3 separate regions of the Mus musculus genome follow, and regions 1 and 3 are each linked to region 2. Evidence: chromatin contacts called from ENCODE POLR2A ChIA-PET data. All regions are on one chromosome and are shown on one strand. The core of a region is the stretch at or near the end of the contact, and the rest is flanking DNA. Distances in the headings are between cores, read along the strand shown. Region 1 holds the start of Bcas3 (breast carcinoma amplified sequence 3). Region 2 holds the start of Appbp2 (amyloid beta precursor protein (cytoplasmic tail) binding protein 2). Region 3 holds the start of 1700125H20Rik (RIKEN cDNA 1700125H20 gene).

Region 1 (2,960 bases), core at 7-2,506, 120 kb after region 2:
ATAGAAACCCTAACTAAGACATATGGCCATGGAAATGAGTTTTTTTGGCCTTGACCACGACCTCCAGCTAACTCTTGACACTGATGACATGCCTAAAAAGTCTACTTTAACCTGTATGATAGGCAAAGGTACTTTTACGAATTCCTTGTTGGTCATACCTAGCCGCCTAGTCCACATCTAGGCAGGAGCATCATGTCCAAATTCCAGGCCCGTTTATTATTTTTAAAAGAATTATATCTTATTAAAAAAGATTTTTTGGAAGGGACAGTGTTTTCAAACTTGGTGGCACTGGACTGGCTTAGAACTTGTTATGTACACCAGTGCTGGGAATATAGGGAATATAGTGCATGTGTTACTGGAATCCCATAAAAAGAGATTTTGGTACAGGTTACTAGGTGCTCAGGGGAAAGATATATGGGAAAGCTAGGAGTGTGATTGTGGGTTTCTTTAAGCAAGAGCTCCCGGCCTACGACTACTTGAGACTCCATGAACCCTTAAGACGTATCCAATGCCATCTTGCAAAGCCCCAGGTAGTCTTCTTAGACTCTCTATGGATCCCTATATTGTGCAACAAGTTCCCCCTTCCAAAGTCTGGGGCCTCTCCATTTCCAGATGTTCACGAACATCCATTCCTATGACAGTAACCATTAAGGACTCCAACAAAATTTCTTACAGGCCCCCTTATTCAGAGCAAGACGTACTCAGCAGGGGACTGAACACGGACTGCCAGCCTAGACTCCCGGAAGGTAAACACAGCGCCGCGGGCGGGGTGGAGGGCGGGCTCGGGCAGCCTGAGTGGTCAGGTAAAAGTGATTGGCAGCTGCCACGTCCACGTGCTTTTAGCTTCAAATCAGCTGTCGCGAGAATTCGATGTAAACACACCAGTATACCTGGCTTCGGGCTCCTCGCTGGAGACTTCTGGCTGAGGTCCGCAGGTATTTGGTGCATGTAGCGTTTCCTTAAAACAGAAAATCCACCAAGGTGCCTCTTCCAGGCCCGCAGACACGCCTGCCTTTTCTCCCCTGCCGCCTGCATTCACAACCGAACCTGACCCACCCGCTTCACCCGAACTTCCATACTGTTGTGTTTTCCCTCCAGCCCCAGCGGATTGGATGGATTCTGAAGGCGGGTCCGCCTCTTTCCTACTCGCTGGTTGGCGAAGCTGACCTCCAAGGGCGGTGCCGCGCCGGGGCCAGTTTGCTCCTGGGATTGGCTGATGCGGTGGTTCCGCCGAGGCGTGGTAGGAAGTGCTAGCCGTCAATCACGAGGGAGACTCCAAACAGTGAGCCTGAAGCTGGAGAACAGCGTTTACCGGCGGAGCGGCCGGTGAGAGGGCTGGCGGGTCTTTGGCTTAGGGGAGGTTTGGAGAGGGAAAGGGACAGGCAGCATGAGGAAACAGGGCTTGACCAGCCCCAGTTGACGGGGAAAGGTGCTGAAACTGGAGGAGAGCTGGGCAAGAGGCCAGAGGGCGGCCGGGGGCAGTGGTGGTAGGGCTTTGGAGGTGAAGTGTGGAGTGTTGTTCCCGTGACTTTGGGGAGAGTGGGGCCCGAGGGGCTTTCGAGGAGCTGTTCTCAAGTGACAAGGCCTTTAAAGGACAGAGGTGGGGAGACTGGTTCGGGTAATAGAGGGTGGAATGAAGATGAGAGTACTGAGGGGTCTGGTGAAAGGTACTGCCTAAGAAAGGGGTAGCTGGACTAGTTGGGACAATGGGTTGTTTGGGTTGTATAGGAATGTGGGGATCAACAGTTTGGGGTTTTTCAAATGAGGTGGTACAGTGAACCCTTCTTAAAAGTGATGCTTTTAGGCTGTGGGCTTTCCTGAGCCTTGTAAGACATCTTTAGTTCTGTTGCCAGTCCCCCTTTAACCATAATGAAGCAGACTCTGTACTCTCCAAACCACCTCTATGATTCAGAAACTCATTAGATAGTCAAGGTCTGGGACTTACTTAGACTGTGGGAAAATCCAGAGGCTCCTTATATTATACGAGTTTATATTCCAAATTTGTTTACACGCTGGTGATTACGTTACAATAGCTGGAGGTTAAAATATTATTTAAATGTGGCTACACAGTTTTATCTGTCCTCAACAGATTTATCTGAAGGCAGAGTGGTATCCTGTTACGTGTATTTGTTCTGAGGCTCACATGGGCCATCTGGTCTTTATATGGCTGTGCCCTTAAGGTTGACTTTGAACTCCTGATCCTCCTGCCTCTGCCTCTCAGGCATGCATATGCATCACCACCTGTGACCAGCTTTTTAAATTATTATTATTATTATTATTATTATTATATTTTTAAAAATAAAATACTAAGAATCTCAGGCTTACATTGCCCTTGAACTCAAGGCAATTTCCTTGCCTCAGCCTCCTGGGAACTGGAACTGCTGGTATGTTATGTCCCACTGAGCTTTATATTTGCATTTCTTTATTTTTCTTTTTTTAAAGATTTATTTATTTTTATATATGTAAGTACACTGTCGCTGTCTTCAGATATACCAGAAGAGCGCTTCATAACCCATTACAGATGGTTGTGAGCCACCATGTGGTTGCTGGGAATTGAACTCAGGACCTGTGGAAGAGCAGTCAGTGCTCTTAACCCCTGAACCATCTCTTCAGCCCTATATTTGTTTTTCTAAGTGATCCTGTGTTATATAGTTCCCATTTAGTTCTCTGTCTCTTTTCCTCCTAGTTATAAATTATAGGAAGATTCTGCCAAAGACTGAACTGTCTTGACTTTCAGATACTGCATAGTTCAAGGTCAGCCTCAATTCCTGGGTAAGACCCTATCTTAAAAAAAGAAAAGTAACTTCCTGGGTGTGGTGGGTACACACCTATAATCCTATCAGTTGGGCTGGCAGGTCTCTGAGAGATCTAGGCCACAAGTTTCTGGGAAAATTCATGGTTTGTCACAGTTTGGCAAAGGGATATTTAATGAATAATCGTACACCTCTCCTTCTGACACT
Region 2 (3,116 bases), core at 394-2,893:
TGAGTTTACCTGTTAAGTAAGGGTTGGTGCAAAGCAGCAGCAGGGTTTATAGACTGCAGTATGTCAGTTGCTAATTCTGAAAGAATGTTCTCAAGCTGGAAAAAGCAGACAATCTCTCTAATAAAACAAACGCCCTAAAACACCGAACAAAGATAAGAATATACAAATCTGCTAAATATCAAATTACACTGCTGGGAGACAACTAACTAATCAAGTAATACTAAAGATCTAAAAATAAAAGCTCTACTGGTCATATTTTGCAAAAGTGGCTACTGGAAACTGAAATTCTCGCTGACTCAAAGCAAGGATCCCTGAATAAGGCCAGTGTTCACACTCAAACGTGGGGGAGAGGAAAAGGGAGGCTCCGAGTCCATAAAGTTCTCCTCCCTCTCAGAACACTGCAAAAATTGTCCACGTCTATGAACACTTACCCTTGAAACTCCTTGGAGAGCAACTTGGGACTTTCTGTGCAGATTTTTGAGAGGGAGCGACGCAAGAATGCTGCAAAATCGCACTTTTCATACACATTGGTATAATTCAGATTTCTACTTCTTGCTTTCAGGGAATTTCACTGCGTCCTTTCTAAAGATCCAGTCTATTACTAATCTATTAGTAAAATTCCCAATTTAACCCAAAGTGTAAACCGAAAAACCAAAACAAACCTAGAAACCACACAAAAAAGCTTTCAAGGATATGCAAATGAAGCCCACAGACCATTTTCATTAAGCCCTAACTAAATCATTTCGGATTGAAAGAAAGGAAAGGGACGAAACTCGGATTAGAGAAGGGAGGGGAAAAAAAAAAGAAAAAGAAAGAAAGCAGTTACTCGGGTAAAGAGGATCGACGAGATGACAAAGTAGGGAGAATTAGGGGTGGAGCGGAACAAAAAAGTCCAGCTGATACAAACACTAGAGAAGACAGAAAATACCCCAGCGACTAGAGGACCGGGTGGGACTCGGCTGGGTCAGGCATTCCCGCAGGCCTACCCTGGGGCCCCTAAGGGGATGGCGGATAGCTCTCACACAAGAACCCCCCCGGGCCGCACAGACCGGGAGGCAGACGCGGGGGTGGCGGCGTATCGGAAAGCGGCCACCGCAGCCGACGCTACCTCGAGAGCTACAGGCCGGGCCGTGGACGTGGAAGGGGGTGCGGCCCAGGAGCAGCGGCGGGGTCCGATAGAACAGATCGCCTGTACCTTGTAGTAAACGTCGAACTGGATATTCTCCGGCAAGGAGCGGATGTCGCGGCGCGAGCGGATGTAGTTGTCCACGACAGCGGAGATGGCGGTGTTGTAGAGCGTCTCCGGGATCCACTCGAGCTCCACGGCCGCCATCTTCCCTCGCTCCTCCTCCGCCTCCTCCCGCAGGCCTCCGCCTCCCTCCGTAGCGAACCCGTGTGAGGCTCCGGAGGCTTCCGAGGGGCGGCGACCACGCGGGCGAGCGGGCGTGCGCGCGCCTCTCGGACCCGGCTGCCGGGCCTCTGCGTGCGCGCGCGGCCTGAGGGCAGATGGTGCTGGCGGTAGCGGCGGTAGCGGCGGCCACGGAAGATCCGGACGAACGCAGACCACGACCGTACCGAGAGCCTCACATTCCCAACAGGAGAGCGAGCCCAGTTCCGTCCAGGCTCTCAGCTCTGCATGGGCGGGGCTGCGTGTGTGCGTCATGACGTCAACGCGCGACGCGCCGACGCGCCCGGGAAGGAATGCGGCAGGCGGAAAACTTGCGGAGAAAGAGCGCGGAGCGTCTGAGGGGCGCTGGGTGCTTGTTCCTAAAGGACGAGACACCGGGGAAGCTGGGCGGTAGTTGGAGTGGTGTTTTATCCAGCGTGCTGTGGCTCTCCAACACAGTCTCGTTTCAGTGAGTTTTTCGACGACAGCCCTCTTCAACTTTAAGAATTGATCTTTTAGATCAACGAACTTTAGGACTGATCTTTTTTTCACAAAAGTGCACAGCACGGACGGGGCATGGTGGTGCACTTGGAATGGATCGCTTGGGAGGCAGAGGCAGGGGTATCTCCTGAGGTCAAGGTCTATGGAGTGAGACCCTGTCTCAAACAAAGAAAATCTATATTGAGGGATGTGGTGGCCCATCACTTTTATCCCAGCACTGCAGAGACAGAGGCAGGTGGATTTCTGTGAGCTCCAGGCCAGCCTGGTCTACAGTGTGAGTTCCAGGCCTGTCCCTCTTGCTCTGGCCCTGTTGTCTCCTGCTCTACTCGCTCAGCCCTAGCTCATAGATTCTTTTTCATTGGGGATGGTTGTGAGCCACCATGTAGTTGCTGGGATTTGAACTCATGACCTCCGGAAGAGCAGTCGGTGCTCTTAATCAACTGAGCCATCTCACCAGCCCCTATCCAATTTTATTTTATTTTAAATTTTGGTTTTTCGAGACAGGGTTTCTCTGTATAGCCCTGGCTGTCTTGGAACTCACTTTGTAGACCAGGCTGGCCTCGAACTCAGAAATCTGCCTACCTCTGCCTCCCGAGTGCTGGGACAATTTTCTTTTTTCTTTTTTTTTAAAAGAAGAAAAATTTGTTTAACATGCCCTGGCTCTCCTAGAACTTTATCTGTAGACCAGGCTAGCCTCAAGTCACAGAGATCTTGCTGCCTCTGCCTCGCTAGTGCTGGGATCAAAGGTAGTTGCCAGCATTTTTTTACTGAGCAATCATTCAAGCCCCGTTTCCCCATTTTTGCATTGAAAAAAAAAAGAATCTATTAAATGTTTTGGCTTGCCTACCAAATTCTTCTAGTAGTCTGAGAATGCATGTCAAACAAATGGAGAAATGCACTTTAAATCCAGTGAAACTGATTAACCATACACACATTTAAACTTCTTCAGTCCTGTGATTTCTTAGGCTATAATTGACAAACCTGGGAAAGCTGTAGTCAGCCTCAAAATAGGGTTGACAGATTTATCAAGTTTAAAAAAAAAACATAGAAACCTCTAAAACACCCTTTGATTGATTGATTGATGATTGATTTTGAGTCAGGGTCCTACTTATGGGCATGGCTGGCCTGGAACAATAACTTGTTAGCTTTGGATTTAAACTTGCACTGATTCTCTATCTCCCAAGACAGGGGGTGGGGGTGGAGGCTGGTGGGTAGCAGTGAACTCAAA
Region 3 (2,958 bases), core at 428-2,927, 64 kb before region 2:
ATTACAAGGTCCCGCCCTGGCCAGCTTAGCAGCAGGACAGAGGAAGCAGAATGAGGGCCATCCCCTGGGGGCTTTTGGAGCATATACTCCAACACCTTTTTAGTGCATATTCAAAAACGGAACCGTGTGCACATGCTGCTGCTCTCAGCTCAGGAGCTTTAGGCGTAGAATAGCACTTGGACACGGGGGACAGATATGTGACATAACATTTTATTTATCCTAGTGACATCTTCAGAATGCCACTATTGTCAATTTTTTTCTCCTTAAGGCTCTCCCCAGGATGGACAGAGGTAATGCATGTTCTACATTTTCAAACACATTGTTTACTGACAATTTTATAGAGTGTCTAGGAGGCTTTCTTTTGCCTTCCTCTTACCAACATGGTTGTCCTTAGCTGTGAAATAATCCTCAGGGAGCAGGTCTTCCAAAGTGAAGCAGAGAAGTAGGGACTTTGATTGTCCCCATCTCCTCTCCACAATTTGCTAAACATAATAGTACAGAGAATAGTTTATTTCTGGACAGAAAAGGAACTCGCCCCAAACCCCAGGGTCTCCTGGCCTGTCCAGCCTTGGAGCTGGTAAGAGCTGCCATGTCCTGACCTGTGAGGCTAGATGGACAGAGGGAAGTTCTATTGGCTGACCCAGAGGCCACCAAAGAATAGGGAGAACATGATCAAACTGAGCGACATCCAAGAGGCCCTGGAGATGGAACCCAGCGTTCCAGGGGAAACATGGCTTAAATGGATAAACTGCAGCTGCAACGGTCTTTTACACCGGGCAACTCGCTACGCTAGCTGGGGAAAGACACGAGGGGGCGCTGGTGCCCTGCTAGGGACAAAGCTTGTCCTGACCGAGCGGCTGAGCACCCATCAGCCGGAACCATGCCTGCAGCTCAAGACACTGCTGATAAGTGTTTGCTCGGTCGCCCCGGCCTCCCGCTGGCATGCTGGAGAAGCCAGAGCACTCCGAATCCAACCAAAAGCCTTACTTCTGTTTCAGTGGCCACTGACTTAAGGCAAGTGATAGGACCTCGGCTACCCAGGCTCATTATGAAACAGGGTCACTACTTGGCACCTACTCCCAGGAAGGTTTTGGTGAGATTAATGAAATACATGCCAGCTGGTACTTTTGTAAGTGCCCTTAAAGCAACCCAAACATCACTCCACACAATCATTTATTAACTAGATGGCTACAGGGCGCTAGCAGTGTATTTCAGTAGAGATTTATTATATTCCATTCTCTCTTTCAGCACACCTTTTAGTCCTTTGTTCTGGAAAAGACTGTTACAACTCTCCCCTCCCCGCCCCCGCGCCCCCAATACACACACTTTCTCTCTCAATAAGCCTCCGGAATAACTGCGGAGTGGTGTCCATCCAGGAAAATTACTTCAGAAACTTTACCGAGGTTTAAAATCAATAGCTTCTGGCCAGAGGTGTGCCATTTGGTCCTAGTCAGCTGTAAGCACTGACACACAACCCCCCCAAAAAAAAGTGGGGTGGGGGGGACAGCACACGTGGCTCACTGACTTACCTAGTCCAGATCCCAGCTGAAGGAGATAGTTGGCTGCCACCCTGAGGCATGAGTGAACAGGGTAGAGAGGGGCCTGAGCTCTGTGTTGGCAGTTGCCATGGTTTTGCTCCGAGTTCTGGAGCCAACCTGCCCACTACCTGGGGCACTCAGGTCACAGAAGCAGTAAGTTAGAAGTCTGTGGGGAACCTGAGACTGTGCTATCCTGGTGTCTGCCCACCCAGCTGTTGAGATGGAAGCCTCAGATTGGCAAGGGGGTGAAGGAGACAAGCCACTAGAGAAGGTGAAGTGAGGCTGGGATGTGAGGGAACCAGGGAAGGGCTGGTTTTGGAAAGCCACGAACATGAAATTCAAGGAAGGAGACAAGATGAGAAAATGGTGGAGTATGTGGGTTGGCAAAAGCCCCAAAGAACAAGAGAACACAATTCCTTCAGACAGTTGGGCCAGGGTGTAGCTCAGGAGTAGAGAGCTTGCCTGCCCTAGTCCTGGGTTTGACTCCCCAGAGCCGCAAAGCAGGGGTAAGCAAGTAGGAAACGTGTTTATCAAAGCTGTGTTTCTGTCAAGACAGTGAGAAGTCCCATTTGATCATTAGTTATAAAGGGTTACCCATGTCCATGTGAGCACACGTATGTGTTACGGTCTCTGTTCAGTTATGTGCTGTGTTTATGGAGTTAGCCAAAGTCCCCCACTCTCTACAGTTGGGGGGAACCTGTCCTGTACCTACTTTACCTAGCTTCCCTTCAGAGTGCTCTGAGTGTGGCTCTTCCTCTCCTGAACTCCAACGGCAAGTAATCCAATTGTTCTGAGAGGCTTTGAAAATGTGAGTTTAACCCTAGCACTTAGGAGGCAGAGGCAGATGGAGCTCTGTGAATTCAAGACCAGCCTGGTCTACAGAGTGAGTTCCAGGACGGCTAGGGCTGCACAGAGAAAGTGGTTTCATTGTTTGGGGGAGGAAAAAAAGCAAGCAAACAAAAAATCCTAAACAACAAACAAAAATCCCAAAACACAAGCAAACAAAAATGAAAAAAGACAAGAAACTTTAAGTTTCAAACCCAGTTAACACCAGTCTAATAATCCTGTGCTAAATCAGTAATATTTCAGACCCTTTGTCACCACTAGTTTTCAGTTCCCTTTGCTTCACTTTGTGTCACAAGTCCCTTGTTACCACCACCACCCTTTACCGGGTGCCCTTCATGCATGCCATGATGCTAACATTTAGAGATGCATAGACATTGGCCTGGCACCTCGGTATGTCCAAATGAAAGGAGACATGGGCCGGGCATGGTGGTACACACCTTTAATCCCAGCACTCAGGAGGCAAAGGCAGGCAGATCTCTGAGTTCGAGGCCAGCCTGATCTACAGAGTGAGTTCCAGGACAGCCAGGGCTACACAGAGAAACTGTGTCTCAAAAAACCAAAAAAAAAAAAAAAA

Evidence for each region. ChIA-PET counts read pairs that join two places held with the same protein, here RNA polymerase II (POLR2A).
Region 1: POLR2A ChIA-PET joins it to region 2 with 28 read pairs in embryonic stem cell. The contact joins the promoter of Bcas3 here to the promoter of Appbp2 in region 2. POLR2A ChIA-PET finds 5 or more read pairs at or near these places in 4 of 5 experiments (Patski and embryonic stem cell).
Region 3: POLR2A ChIA-PET joins it to region 2 with 16 read pairs in Patski. The contact joins the promoter of 1700125H20Rik here to the promoter of Appbp2 in region 2. POLR2A ChIA-PET finds 5 or more read pairs at or near these places in 5 of 5 experiments (Patski and embryonic stem cell).

The regions. Positions count from the first base shown.
Region 1 is chr11:85,351,908-85,354,867 of GRCm38, forward strand. Bcas3 (breast carcinoma amplified sequence 3) reads left to right here and starts at 1,257. Exons shown (of 24, transcript NM_001166643.1): 1 at 1,257-1,326.
Region 2 is chr11:85,233,477-85,236,592 of GRCm38, forward strand. Appbp2 (amyloid beta precursor protein (cytoplasmic tail) binding protein 2) reads right to left here and starts at 1,644. Exons shown (of 13, transcript NM_025825.3): 1 at 1,196-1,644. The coding sequence starts at 1,333. Appbp2os (amyloid beta precursor protein (cytoplasmic tail) binding protein 2, opposite strand) reads left to right here and starts at 1,690. Exons shown (of 4, transcript NR_028329.1): 1 at 1,690-1,856.
Region 3 is chr11:85,169,419-85,172,376 of GRCm38, forward strand. 1700125H20Rik (RIKEN cDNA 1700125H20 gene) reads left to right here and starts at 1,678. Exons shown (of 6, transcript NM_028589.1): 1 at 1,678-1,809. The coding sequence starts at 1,759.